Regions from separate parts of the Homo sapiens genome. Here all the other regions are linked to region 1. The links are chromatin loops, found by intact Hi-C in ENCODE. Cell type or tissue: dorsolateral prefrontal cortex. All regions are shown on one strand.

Region 1 (5,000 bases):
GTAGGAAGTGATCATAGAGGTCCCAACAGGAAGAGGAAAGTGAAATTGACAGAGGAGACAAAGTTTGCCAAGCAGAGAGCTGAAGAGCAGGTGGGAGAATGGACAGAAAAAAGGCCTTCCAAACAGAAAAAGGAAAACAACAAAAAACAAAAACAGCATCTTCCAAGTTAAAGAAGAGTAGAGAGCATGACATTTTTAGGGAATTACATGTGCTAATTGCCTTAACAGAGATAAAATCCGATAATGCAGCCAGCCTGTTAGCAACAATAGCCCCTATTTATGGAAAATTCACTTTCTGTCCAGGAGTTTATGTTATCTTACTTAGTCCTAACAACTTTACAGTAAAGACATCCCCATTTTATGGATGAAGAAACAAAGGCTTGAAGTATTTTTTAATGTGTCCAACCTCAATTAGCTAATAAATGGTGATGTTGGGATTGAACTCAGCTGTGTATGACTCCATAGCATGCACTTCTTCAACTACGCTAGTATCTCTTCCAATTTTCATTCTGTAGATGTAGGGGAGCCAGCATACAATTTTATACAAAGGAAAAACTTGGTCTTATTTGCAGAGAACTAGTTTGAGAAGAGATGAATTGTAGGTAAGGAGTCCTTTATGCAGACTATTTTAATAATCTAGCAAAGAAATTACAAGGACCTTAATTGAAATAGGCAGCTATCAGGATAGAAAAAGAAAATGTAGCTCCAAAAATAACTAGGAATTAGAAGGAAAAGACCATAATGACTGGCTAAGTGTTAAGGAAAACTAAGGGGGAAGCGTTTCAAGGGTGTCTCCTGGATTTCTGAGTTGTGCAAACTGATGGTCAGTTGTGCCCCCTAATATAGAGGAGAGTGGGGTGGGACAAAATGTGGCTGGTGAATTTGGGTTTTGGCCAGTTTGTCTATGGAGCAGGCTAAGGTGTGCTACAGGCAGGAAATTAGGTGGAGGCTCAAAACTGAGGTCAGAATTAGAAATTAAAAATGCAGGTAGAATGAGTTTGAAGCCATGGGAAGGTAGGATATTGACCAGGAAGCATATGAAGTGTGAAAAAAGACAGATAAAGGCAGACAAAGGAGGGAGCAGAGAAGAGAAGTTGATGGAGTCTAAAAGGCCTCCATCACTGCAGGAAGTGAAAAAGAGGAAAGTGGAGTTGGAGAAACAGAGACAAAAGCAATTGCTAAGATAGCATAATCATGGCAGTGGCCAGGGCATTCCCCAATGATGATGGCACCTCTGGTTCTCAAGATCTGTGTAATCCCCTCCCTTAAATGGGGGCTAAACTGAGCAGCTTGCTTCCCACTAACAGAATATAGCAAGGGTGAATGAGGTTAGGTTATAAAAAGGCTGCACTTTTGTCTGGGGCATTCCCTTAATCTCTCTTGAATTGCTCACTCTTGTGGAAGCCAGCTGCCACACCTTCAAGCAGTCTTGAGAAAAGGGAAGCCAGCTTCCAAGTTAGCAGCCTGGGGATAAGCCACATGGCAAGATACTGAGGGCTGCCGGCAACCACGGAGAGAGTCAGAAACAACACTCCACCACTAGAGCCTTGAGGTGGCTGCAGCCCCCCGCCAACAGCTTAACTCTCACCTCATGAGACTCAGAACCAGAACTACCCTGCCAAGCTGTCTGTAGATTTCTGGTGTACAGAAACTGTGCAATAACAAATGTTTCTGGTTGGTTTGTAAGCCACTAAATTTGGGATCATTTGTGTGCAGCTATAGGTTACCACTATAATAACCCTGCAAATGTAGCCCCAAGAGTAAGATAGGACTATAAGGGCCTCTGCACATTCTGCAGTCACAATTTATATTTTTGTTATACATACATCTGTCCATTTGGGGAGGTCATGTATCATTTCATTAACATATTTTGGCCTATAAAGAGGTGGATAGATACGCACTAAGAAGCAATCGAGTATCATGGTAATGGATATAGACTGAAATCCCAACACTTGAACTGCATTTCCTGCTTTAGCTCTTACTACCTGTATAACATTGAGTGTGCTTTTTTTGCCTCTCTGCCTTTGATGTCCTTTTTCACATGAAGGGCAATAAGAGTAGCACCTCTAGAACTGTCAGAAGGAATACATGAGCTAGTGCATATGACTCTTAAAACAGTTCCTAGAGCATTGTAGACATTCAGTCAACATTAACTACTGCTATTATTATCGTGGTGGGCTGGGACACTGAGGTGGATGTAAATAAAGAAAAAGAAAAAGAAAAAGGAAGAAAGAAATACTTCAATCTATTTTCTTACATTGACTAAACTGTCACCTCTATCAGTCAGTCTTTTTTTCCATTGCTTCACCTCTTCTCCCGAGATACACTTCCTTATTCAATACATTCACAAGCTTGACCTTTTTTTGTTCTTGATTCACTTTCATATAAGCTCCTTCCCAGATTTCATCTCATGCATCTTTAGGACAACTATTCATTAGCCCTAACCCAACTCTAACCAACCCACACCTAACCCCAAGCTTAATCATACTGACAAGTGTTATAAAACCACAGGCCTATGTTCTTAATATGCAGAAACCCCCACTTAGTACTTCACCCCTGTTCTTCAGGCTACATCTTTGCCTGGTGTTGTGTGCTGAAGCCCTCCAGGAGCCAGCTTCACTCACATCTTACCTGCCTGAGCTACTTGCTTTAAAATTGTAAGAAGGGACAGATGACTTTTCTTAGATCCACAAGGCTTCCTCCACCTTCTCCTACTTATCCTAGGGGATACACTAGTTCTCTTCTCCTATATCCTTACCTCTGGGGTTTGGGTCCCATGTTCTATGGATTAGTCATTCTCATGGTCTTGGATCTCTGCAGTTCACACCTCTAGAAGGCCCGTTCACTTCTTTCTTCCACTATGGACCCGTCTTCTGGGGCAATGGATTATCATGTCCATTGTTGAGCAGGGCTGTCTTAATCCCATGCTGTTGACAGCTCTTCTGACTGATCTATATAATACTCACCACCTCCCCATTTCCCATCCTCTCTGCATTTTGCCTTCGGTCTTCTGTGGCTCCCCTCATCCTATCTCGCCTTACACCTGTAGGTGGCGCCCATGCACCGGTGAGGGCAGATGGCGCCTGTTCTGTCCCTCCTGTCTCCCCCTGGCTGGGCTCAGACAGTAGGGAAGATCGGCCCTTCTTCCTCACAGAGACTCTCCATCAACATAAAGACATCACTTCTGGGTCCTTGTTCTCCACACCTGGAAGGCTTCCACGAACAGCATATTTCCTGGAATAATTTCTTAAGCTGCACCTATAATTTGTTTATCTTTGGACTTATAAAATAAGCTTAACATGTCTCAGCCTGGCTGTCCTCATCTGTGGAGGCCATCTTAAATGGTGGTGGTTTGACAGGTTATTATTTCATCTTAAGTGATATAATGTATGCAATTGCTGGGTACAGTCTCTGGCACATGGTATACGTGTAGTAAATGCGTTGTTATTATTACTGTTGGTGTCATCCTCAACATCATCAGCCCCATCATACACAAACCCATAGTCCTTTGCCCCTTAGGTGAAAAGTTCCTGGAATGTGGTTTAACTCCAGCTTCTCCTGCAGTTATAATTCTATATCCCCAAATCTGTCTTTTTCCTTTCCAAAAATATCACCATCCCCAAAGAAGGCCCGATTGTTTCAATCCCACTGCTTTATTTCTGGAAAGAATGGTGAGAATTTTTAGCCCTAAACATGCTAAATAAAATCACAAATTTCTTCTAAGAGTTCTGTCCCTTTTTCTCCTATACATTCTCCAAAATAAATCTATTTTCTCTATTGATCTAAAGCTCACAACAAACTTCTTGTTGAAAAATATTTGATTTACTGAAAAATATTTCCCTTGGCTACCTCCTAAGTGAACTGATAGGGTACCCAGCCACATAATCTCTTGTTGGACAGCTCTTCTTTTCATCAAAAGAATCCTTGCAACAAAAAGCACCTGGAATGGCAGGTTACGATGCTCTCCTCTTCTTTCGCAAACTTTCTAGATTTTCTTTCCTTCTCTATTCTATTTCTTTTTACTTATGAACTATATGAAAGGCAAAACAGACAAACTGGCCATTAGGATTTCAATAATTCCCTTACTTTCTCCTCCACATTCTATTTTCCCTTACCGTTATTCACCCTCACCTCACTCTTCCACATTTCTGCTGTCTCTTCCCTTCCAGGTGCTCACTGTAGTGGACCCTAACCATGCGAAAAAGTCATAGCCAAAATTCTCTGTTTCAGCACACAGTACTCATACAGATTACTGACCCCAAGAGGTTGTATGAATTGGGCATACTCCTAGCTCTAACTGCCTCTGTTGGCCTCTTAGTCTCCCATTGCAATTGAGATGACATCTGCAACCTCTTCCTGGTATATCTCTCACAGATGGATCTGTTTTGAGTTCCTAACCATCCTGGGAGATAGTTTGATCAGATATCAGATTATAGATTAGACAATGCAAGCGAAAGAAAAGAACTTGCCTGAAGTCCATTTGACATATAGAAACCGGGATAAATTTACAATCTCACTACTTTCAGAGGTAAGCACTTTTCTTCTTATTATTTTTTTTAAAGAAGTCCTTTCCAAATATTCACAGTTGGATGTTTCAGTGCATGCTGCCCTTGTGTGAAAAACATTTCAACTTCCAATATTTTGTCCCTCTCCCCTCTGTGTATCTCACACTGACAAAGCCTGTTCCCCCTTGTAAGAACAAGAATCAGACTAATTGGCTCTGTAGGGTTGATTTGGTTTACGAATCCACATGATTCATGAATATGAATCACCCAGTATGCACATGGAGAGGAATAAATGGTGTGACTTTGGGCAAGTGTCTTTGACTCTCAAGTTTAGTTTTATCAATAATCAAATGAGAAAGTTAGATATTTGACCCTAAGATCCTTTATATTAGAAAATTTTGTAATTTTGCTATTTTAACAACAGCACAAATGATATTAAGCAAAATATTTCAATCTCCTTTCTTGATGATAATGATACTAAAAAACATAAAAGCA
Region 2 (5,000 bases), 180 kb after region 1:
GGCTGGCAGGAAGCTATATAGACATTGGAATCAACCAGAGCAAGTAATAATAATAAGCCTATTAATGTTTTTTAGTTCTGATTCTTTAAAAACAAAATATTAGCTAGACAGATTTGTTTCATAAGGGAGAAATATTTTGTTATTATCAAAAGAGCAATAGGGTTAGGCGCGGTGGCTCACGCCTGTAATCCTAGAACTTTGGGAGGCTGAGGCAGGTGGATCACAAGGTCAGGAGATCCTGGCCAACATGGTGAAACCCCGTCTCTACTAAATACCCTGTCTCTACTAAAACACCAAAAAAATTAGCCTGGTGTGGTGGTGCGCACCTATAGTCCCAGCTACTCAGGAGGCTGAGGCAGGGGAATCACTTGAACCCGGGAGGTGGAGATTTCAGTGAGCTGAGATCACGCCACTGCACTCCAGCCTGGCGACAGAGTGAGACTCCATCTTAAAAAAAAAAAAAAAAAAAAAAAAAAAAAAAAAAAAAAAAAAAAAAAGCAATGAAGAGCCCAAAGGCTGTGTCCTTATCAGTCATTCAGAATTTAAAGCACAAATAACTCTTATCCCTACTAAACAGGTACAAGATAAGAGTTATGGAAGCTTGACCTAGAAAGGGGACTCTCCCAATGAAGCAAACACATTTGCAAATGCTTTAAGATGGACCGCTCAGGATTGCATCCAGCCTTTAGCTATTAGACTTGAACAGGTTTCTACCTCTTCTCTTCCCCAGGTACCTCCGTCATCCAAGTGACAGCCACAGATGCAGATGACCCGACCTACGGCAACAGTGCCAGGGTGGTGTACAGCATTCTTCAGGGCCAGCCATATTTTTCTGTGGACTCTAAAACAGGTATCTGATACAAGGGTCGAGTCAGAGGTGTTTATTCCCTGATAATTTATAACTGCTGCTATGACAGACCCAACTCTCCTTTTTAAGGACTCTCCAGGGAGTGTATTAACCAGAGAAGACTGCTCTTAGCTTTAGGATTAAGAGAGCAAACTAGCACTGCCCTGACAGGTAAGAGCAGCACTATGCATAGACAGTGAGCAGTGTCTGATTGGAGAGGCAAAAAGCCCCTCTGCGCAAACACACACAAAATAACTCCCCAATAGCCTTCAAAAAATCCTATGGTTATATTTATTCCCAGGGACTAAGGTCTTTTATAACCCCATGAAGACCCAACAGGATTGACACATTCACCTGGGTCATTAGAGAACTAGAAGCATTGATTGTGAAACTGGAAAGAGCCTTGGGGGAATCATCCAGTCCATCACCATTTGCTTATCAGATAAAGCAATTGGGAAATTGAGAGCTACTAAAGTTCATCTAGTGTAGAGAGGTCTCTTGACATGTGGTCTGATGTTCTTTCTATTGAACCAACCACTGTGCACTCAGCAGAGAAGTCCAAAATGAATGGTTGCTGGGGCAGACAGGTTTTGATGAGGGAGGAAAGACCAGGTGGGATGTGGCCCCCAAAAGGCAGGTCCTGATTGGGAAGCTCTCACAGGGAGGACATCAGAGAGAACTGAATGGGCGAGGAGCAATGCGGCAGAAAAGACAAACAGGAGTTTGGTGTTTTGTTTGCTTATTTATTTCTGTCTTACCCGAGAGCTTTGACTACAGAATTTACCTTTGGATGTATGAAAGATTTCATTTAATATGTTTGAGCTTGGCAAAGTTATTGTGATATCATTATTATCTTATACTTGTGCCAGGCTTCCCCTCTTATTAATACTTTCATAAACATTGCCATATTTGAGCTTCCCAATAATCTTGTAAACTAGCAAAAGATATAGGAAGTATTATTACTTCCATTTTATATGAGGGTAAACATGGGACCTAGGAGTAATTAACAAGGAACTTGAGTAAAGAAACTTACAGCCACAGAATAAAGTTAATGGTGAACACTCAAAGTCACCTCTTTATTTGAAAAAGAAAAAATACATTTCTATTATTAGCAACCTGATCGAATTTTTTTCCCAGAAGTCCTGAGGGAAACCAGACATTCAGAAAATTGTATCATAAAAGTAGTAAGGGAGTGTAAATTAGGAGGAGGAAAGAAAAAAGATTGCAGTTAGAGACTTCTATAAAACAGTAACTTTAACAATTCTACTAAGGGCAAGGGGGAGAATGAAGAGAGGAAGGGTGCCCACAGGGAGGAAAAATGCAGGGAGGAAGAGGGTAATGTGTCCTTTATATCCTAAGAAGAGTCTTAGATTATTTTGACAGCTCCCGGGGGGCATCTGTAGTGTTAAGGTCAAAAATACATGAACAGAGAGTTATAGCTGTGCCCATGGGGGGCCTTTTAAAAAAGAAAATGCTGCATATATCACTGGAGAATGTTATACTACAATGCAATATATACATTATAGGGGTAAACTGGGGACGGATTATTGTTCCCAGTCCCTTCCATTTTCATGCAAAAGGTCTATCTAGCCAAGAGTCATGTTGTAAAGCTGTAGTAAGTAAGCCTTTAATCTTTGCCTACAGTGTAGAGAAGTCAACTTTTTTAAGTTGCAGGGTTAAAAGGGAGACAAAACATTACTGTACAGGCTTGGCAGGATCACAACACATTTCAACGGATTTGGTGTAGGCCTCTCTTCTTAAATGAAACCGTATCTGCTGCTTGCTCTCTGGGGAAATTCATATCTTATGCATGGTAAAAATAAACAGCTCACAGAGCATCTTTCATGTCCTAGCTCACAAAATTAAAAGCACAGAGGTAAACAGAAGAATGTCACAAAACAGAATGAATATGTAACAACAGGAAAATCCAATTAGAATTCCAACCCTGCTTACAGGTAGTAGGGAAGCAAGAAAAAGCAGGAATGAGTTACCTAAAGAAGAGCCATTCACACTACAAGGGCTCTAGGGGCTGAAGAAACTGAGGGAGAATTATCTAAATTCACAGATTTGTAGACTTATGAGGCTTTGTTTTCTGGACCCAAAGCCCCCAGTTTTCCTTGGTGAGACAGCACTGTCTGAAATCGCCTTGGACCACAATTTCCCAGATCTGTAAGAGAAACATTGCTGCCACCTCCTGTTCACTTTCAGTAATGTTGCCAGAAGAAACCAGCCCTCTGAGCTCTTCCTGCTGGAATAAAAGTTTTCATTCACCACTGGTTTCAGTACAGCCCATTTTTGAAGCTGAGATTTTTTTACCTCAAATTTAAAAGCACAGGTGACTTGCACCTCACTTCTAGGCATTAATGGTGCACCAGGGAGACACCTAGAAACCAATCTTTAAAAACTGGACCTGTGGTTTTATTTTTATAAACAAAGTCATTTCTATCCTCCAGGTGTAATTAGGACAGCGCTCATGAACATGGACAGAGAAGCCAAAGAATACTACGAAGTGATTATCCAAGCCAAGGACATGGGAGGGCAGCTTGGAGGATTAGCTGGGACCACAACAGTCAACATCACCCTCTCAGATGTCAATGATAACCCACCCCGCTTTCCCCAGAGTGAGTACCTAACCCAAGAGAGCACAGACCTCGGGCCCAGAGGGACGCACCCGTTGCAGAGGTGCGGGAGAAAGCCCAGTTTGAGTTTCCTCATTAAATTCAATTATCCATAGATTCCTTTCTTACATTCATCATGCAATTCTCGCATAACTATTTGCCTTCAGTGTTCCAGCTTCCCATAGTACTAAACCAGGATTTCTCAAACATATTTTTCCATTTTCTCCTCCCTGTGGAATCTTTTTAGACTTTCTTTCCTGATTGCCACGCCCACCCACCCCACATAAAATGCAATACTAAGGAATAAGTTTTGTTGGGTAGAACTGACCTTTAGTGGGCCACAAACTAGTAATGCTGAGACTTTTTTCATCACAGCCCTGGAAACCTATTTTTGCCCCCAGGGGGCCATATTGATCCATTGAGAATGCATTCACTGATACCCAAAGCTGTAGATGGACACACCTGCCCATGTGACGATCTTCACCAATCACTCCAGTAGGTACCAAGCACTTGCTTGGTGAGACCCCTGGACATGAAGGGCACAGGAGGCTTGGAATCCTGTCTCTGCCCTTGTGAAGCTTCAAATCCACTTGGGAGGACACATCCTACACACAAGAAAAATTAAACCGTAGTAGCATTTGCTGCCACTTGAACAGTGCAAGATGATGCCTTCACACAAACTGAGATGAATGAAGCCTCCACAGAAGGATGAGATTTCAACAGGGGGCTAAAGAATATAACAGGTTTACATAGGCAGAAAAGAAAACATTCCAGAAGGGGAAGTCATTCATTTACTTATTCATTCAAAAAATATTTATTCCAGGCACTATTCTATGAATGGAACACAAAGCTGTATACAGACAAAACAACGTCTCTACCATCCTGGAGCTCATTTGAGTAAAAACCTGAATGGAAGAAAAAAAAAACTGCTGCCTGGAAATAAGTTTTCACTGTCACTTTACGTTCAAAGACTCCTAAAATTAAAACCTGCTCTTTCAAATGTGCTGTATCTCCAGTGGAAGCCATAGAAACGTTTTTGAGCAAGAGGGAGACATAAAGAAAGGCTAATTTGGTAGCCATGTAGAGGAGGGGTTGGCAAGGGCAGAGACTAGGAGCAGGGGAGTCGGTTAGGAGGCATTTAGAGTGGTCCAGACTTGAACTGCTAAGGACTTAAGGAAATAGCAGGATGAGTGGAATGGGACAAATGAGGAAACATGGACTTCTGCCTCTTGATTTCCTGGCTAAGGGAACCATGGCAGAGGGTGGAGTCAAAGATGACAATGACGTTTTCACTCTGGATGACAGGGAGAAGGATTGTACTACTAATAAAAATAGAGGACGCATAATGGAACGAGTGGCAGTGAAGGAGGGAGACAAATTCAGATTTGAATATGAAGTGACAGCAGGACAATCAGGTTGAATGTCCTTAAGGAAAGTGGAAATATAGAGCTATGAACGTGGAACAGAGCCCAGGAATGAAGACGTAAGTTTGAGAAGCAGATGCCTGAAGGAAGCAGCGGGAGAAATGAGAGCAG
Region 3 (5,000 bases), 230 kb before region 1:
GCTACACATGCCCTGTGTAATCTTTGATAATCACTCAAGTTATTGAAAAAGGGTTTGCAGAGCCTTGATATTATTTGCTTATTAATCTGTGACAAACCATAAAATTGAATATTTTCACCATGACTACCTCATGGAATTTGCTCACTTTGTCTCTGATTTAAGTAGCAATGCACAATGCCAACAGCTTTTAAAAGTGTCTTTTTTGGGGAACAGAACTATATGAATATCATCTTTTTTTTCATTGGAGATATACAAAAGGAACTGAAATGTTCTTTAAAAATACAATCACTGATATGGTTTGGATCTGTGTCCCCACCAAATCTCATGTTGAATTGTAAGACGCAGTGTCGCAGATGAGGCCTGGTGGGAATTGTTTGGGTCAAGGGGGCAGATTCCTCATGGCTTGGTGCTGTCTTTGCTAATGTGAGTGAGTTCTCCCAAGATCTGGTTATTTAAAAGTGTGGCATCTCTACCCGCCTACTTTCTCTCTTGCTCCTGCTTTCGCCATGTGATGTGCCTTCTCCCACTTCACCATCTGTCATGAGTGAATCTCTCTGAGACCTCTCCAGAAGCCAAGCAGGTGCCCACTGTCATGCTTCCTGTACAATCTGCAGAACCATGAGCCAATTAAACCTATTTTCTTTATAAATTACCCAGTCTCAGCTATTTCTTTATAGCAATGCAAGAATGGCCTAATAACATTCTTTAGCTTTGACTTGAGGAATTGTGTCTCATGCCTATTCAGTATAGTCCTGCTGATACGAGATGCCAAATATTTGAAACTGGCCAGCAAAAAATCTTCTTGAGACAACATGCTGAGGGTTCAAACTACATCTCTAAGTGATGATAAACTTGCACTAAAATTAAGAATTTGGCAGTGGCTTCAGCATGTACATCCTCAGTTTGATCGAATCTGGCTGTATTTTTGGCTACTATAAATGTATGCTCCCAAGAGTTTTCATGCTTCTTTTATTTTCTCATAGTAGTAAATATCCAACTTGTGTGCCACCTCTTCATGAAGCATCCTCCTGGACAATGCTTTTTTAGAATTGAGCACATGCAAATGAAGAATTAGGAAGATGTTGGTGAAGAAATAATCCTTTCCTGCCTCTCTCCTAGCTCTCTGTGGCTGTCAATATTCCTTGGCCTGTAGATTCATCTCTCTACTATCTGCCCCTGTAAACACATTCTCCCTATGTGCCTCCCTGTGTAGCTCTGTCTTCACATGGCTGTCTTATAATGACACCTGTCATTTATTCTCACTTCTGGAGGACAGGTGTCTGAAATCAAGGTTTCAGCAGAGCCAGTCTCCCCCAAGAGACTTTGAGAAGGATTCTCCCAAGAATTATTTCTTGCCTTTCCAATTTCTGGAGGCTCCAGGCTCTCCTTGGCTCATAGTGGCATAACTCTCATCTCTGCCTACATCCTCACCTGGTCTCTCTCTTATGTCTTTCCCTCTTATTTTATAAGGAAACTCACTATTATATTTGGGGCCTACCCTATAATCTTATCTTTGGATCCTTAATTTAATTATAACTGCAATCAGATCATATTTACAAGGTCCAGGTGGACACCTTTTGGGGGGCCACCACTGAGTCCACTACAACAACAACAAAAAACTAGTATCCAGAAAACATTATGAAATTACATAAATTAGCAAGATGAAGACAAAAACATCATTAAAAATCAGCCCCCTCACCCCCAGAAAGAAAGCAAAGCAACCTTTAAACATATAGTTTACAGAAGGCATTTCACACAACCCATACAAATATTGAAAGAAGCTCAACCTCATTAGCAGTTTCCCTATAACAACTTTTCACAGTCTATGGTGAGTGACTCCTTGTTAGCCTGATTCTCCTCTAGACTGTAAGTTTCTCACCTGTCATTTTCACACTTGCATCACCTCCACCTGGTACATAGTCTGGACATCATTATGTTGTCCATTGGATAATCAGATTATTTGATCAGATAATCGCCTACCCTCCCAGTAGTTTTGATGATAAAAGGAAAGCGAATAATAGGTAAACTCAGGAAGAAACTTGCAGCTGCTAGTATCTGAGCATCTGACAAGATAAGCATGAGGGTTGGCAGGAAGGGGAGACTTATTGGAGTGGAGAAGATATAGGGTGCAATGATAAAATCCATTATGTACCATTTTTCTGTGGTTACCTTGACTCACAGGCCAATATTCTCCACACATAGTGCAGCCGCCCAAGTGTGGAGCGGAGAAAACGTTTTCTCTCCCAGTGTTCCAAATCTGTCCTTCCTTGTCTGAAACTCTCCCACTTTGTGACAGCAATCCTCCGCTGCCCCTGATGCTTTAGGTCTACACACAACTCGGAGTCAGACAACTTGGGTTCATGTCTTGGTTCTGCAACCGGCTAAAAGCCAACATGTGCAAATCACTATAAAAATGAAGGCTACATGGGATAATCTCTAAGGTTACCCACAATTCTGACATTCTACATAGATGCTTACCTATCCCCTCAAACGTGAAGGCCTGGGAAACATGTGTCTGAAGTTCCAAAAGTCACCAGCAGATGGCCCACATTCTCAGTTTTGGCTTAGATCCAAATAAGATGGAGAGAGAGAGAGAGAGAGAGAGAGAGAGAGAGAGAGAGTGTGTGTGTGTGTGTGTGTGTGTGTGTGTGTGTGTGTGTGTGTATCAGTTTCAGATTCAAGTAATGACATTTGACATTCAGAATTAAATAATGAGGTGAAGGTGCCTCATTCTCAGAAAATGTTTAGTCAGCCCGCACAATAACTCCATACTCCCTACTCTCCAGCTAAGGAAGTCTTGGTGCAGAGGGATTATGAAATTCAGGTTTCCCCAGAAGTTAAAGATCAGCCTGGGCAACATAGGGAGACCTTCGTCTCTACAAATAATATGAAAAATAATATGAAAAATAGCATATGTCTGGGTCCCAGCTACTAGGGAGGCTGAGATGGGAGGATGGTTTGAGCCTGGGAGTTTGAGGCTGCAGTGAGCTATGTTTGCACCACTGCACTCCAGCCTGGAAGACAGAGTAAGATCCTGTCAGAGGAAAGAAAAAGAAAGAATGAGGAGAAATAAGAAGGAAGAAAGAAGGAAGGGAAAGAAAGAAAATAAATGTAGGCTTCAGAGCTACTCAGTGTTTAAGTCAGGATTTGAAACTAATATTCTAACATATTAGAGAGTTTCTTTAGCACCTCCAATATACTATAACCCTCCTCTTAGACAACATTTAAATAAATATCACATATTAAAAACCATAACTTATGTGACTTACTTTTAATAGACATTTAAAATAGAAACAATTGCCCTTTTAAAGCTAATTCTCATTACACTATGTAACATTTTTTCATCCATATGTTATCTTGGTATTACCCTACCTGCTGCCTCACCACCATCTCCACCATACACACTGCTTAAATATAAAGGGAAAGGAACTATACAAGAGTGACTTAACAGATTAGTGCTGATACTCTTCTGTCTCTTCTTTAGAAGTTTCTTGTAGTCTACACCAGAATGTCATTGATATAGTATATTAGTATAGAATAGCACTTAAATTACCCCAAAGTGGATTTTCTAATAGGTGATGAGATAGAATAAACTTGTTTTTTTTAAAAATGCTATTTTTTAGAGTAGTTCATAACGAAATTGAAAGGTTGGTATGGGGATATCTCATCTATCCCCTACCCTCCTACATGTACAGCTTCCCCCATTATCAACATCCCCAACCAAAGTGCTAGATTTGTTACAATTGATGCATCTACACTGACACATCACAATTACCCAAAGTCCATGGTTTACATTAGGGTTTGCTCGTGGTGGTGTACATTCTATGGGTCTGGACAAATGTATAATGACATGTATGCACCAGTCTAGCATCATACAGAGTATTTTCACTGCCCTGAAAATCCTCTGTTCTCAGCCTATTCATCTTTCCTTTCCGCCAACCCCTGACAACCACTGATCTTTTTACCCTCTCCACAGTTTTTCCAGGACGTCATATAGTTGGAATCATACAGTATCTAGCCTTTTCACGTTGACTTCTTTCACTTAGTAATACGCATTATTAAGTTTACTCCATATATTTTTATGGCTTGGTTGCTCATTTCTTTTTAACACTAAATAACATTGATTGTTTGGATGTATCACAGTTTATTTATTCATTCACGTGCTGAAGGACACCTTGGTTGCTTCCAATTTTTGGCAATTATGAATAAAGCTGCTATAAATATTTATGTGCAGGTTTTTGTGTAGACATGTTTTCAACTTCTTGGCATAAACACCAAGGAGTATGATTACTGGATCTTTTGGCAAGAGTATGCTAGTTTTGTAAGAAACTGCCAAACTGTTTTCAAAAGTGACCGTGTCATTTTTCATTTCCACCAGTGACGAATAAGAGTTCTTGATGCTCCACATTCTCGCCAACATTTGATGTTGTCAATGTTTTCAATTTTCCCATTCTAATAGGCCATATCTTATTGTTGATTTAATTTGCATTTCCCTGATGACATACGATGTGAAGCATTTTTTCTTATTTTTTTTTTGCCATATGTTTATCTTCTTTGGTGAGGTATTTTTTTTTAACATCTTTGGACCATTTTTTAAGCAGGTTGTTTGTTTTCTTATTGTTGAGTTTTAAGACTACTTAGTATATTTTGGATACAGTCCCTTATTAGATAGGGTTTTTCAAACATTTTCTCCAAGTCTGTGTATTGTCTTTTCATTCTCTTGACAGTGTCTCTTGCAAAACAGAAAATGTTAATTTTAATTAAATCTTGCTTACCAATTCTTTCATTCATGGGTTGTGTCTTTGATGTCATATCTATAAGCTATTGCCAAAATCAAGGTCGTCTAGATTTTGTCCTATGTTATCTCCTGGGATTTTTATAGTTTTGCATTTTACATTTAGGTCTGCAATCAATTTTGAGCTAACTTTTGTGAGGGATTTAAGTTCTGTGTTTACATTCTTTTTTTTTGCATATGGATATACTGTTTTTTTCAGCACTAT

Evidence for each region. A loop is a pair of places that touch in the nucleus more often than their neighbours do. Peaks named below come from ENCODE experiments on the same cell type or tissue, not always from the same donor. Only the 100,000 strongest peaks of a DNase experiment are listed, where the experiment ranks them.
Region 2: a loop joins it to region 1, with 8 times the contacts of the local background. A loop is called at or near these places in 60 of 110 quality-filtered maps.
Region 3: a loop joins it to region 1, with 2.3 times the contacts of the local background. A loop is called at or near these places in 2 of 110 quality-filtered maps.

Annotation. Positions count from the first base shown.
Region 1 is chr18:61,319,393-61,324,392 of GRCh38, forward strand. No RefSeq gene overlaps it. Among named protein-coding and RNA genes, the nearest start is that of CDH20, 12 kb to the right of the region's middle. In dorsolateral prefrontal cortex, CTCF peaks have their summits at 3,061 (motif pointing right), 3,260 and 4,567; a DNase peak (open chromatin) is centred at 3,069; H3K27ac peaks cover 1,108 bases.
Region 2 is chr18:61,499,653-61,504,652 of GRCh38, forward strand. It overlaps CDH20 (cadherin 20), which reads left to right. Exons shown (of 12, transcript NM_031891.4): 4 at 731-850; 5 at 3,301-3,468. Among named protein-coding and RNA genes, the nearest start is that of CDH20, 170 kb to the left of the region's middle. In dorsolateral prefrontal cortex, CTCF peaks have their summits at 3,034 (motif pointing left) and 3,236; a DNase peak (open chromatin) is centred at 3,009; H3K27ac peaks cover 1,191 bases.
Region 3 is chr18:61,086,346-61,091,345 of GRCh38, forward strand. No RefSeq gene overlaps it. Among named protein-coding and RNA genes, the nearest start is that of CDH20, 240 kb to the right of the region's middle. In dorsolateral prefrontal cortex, a CTCF peak has its summit at 2,531 (motif pointing right); a DNase peak (open chromatin) is centred at 516; H3K27ac peaks cover 611 bases.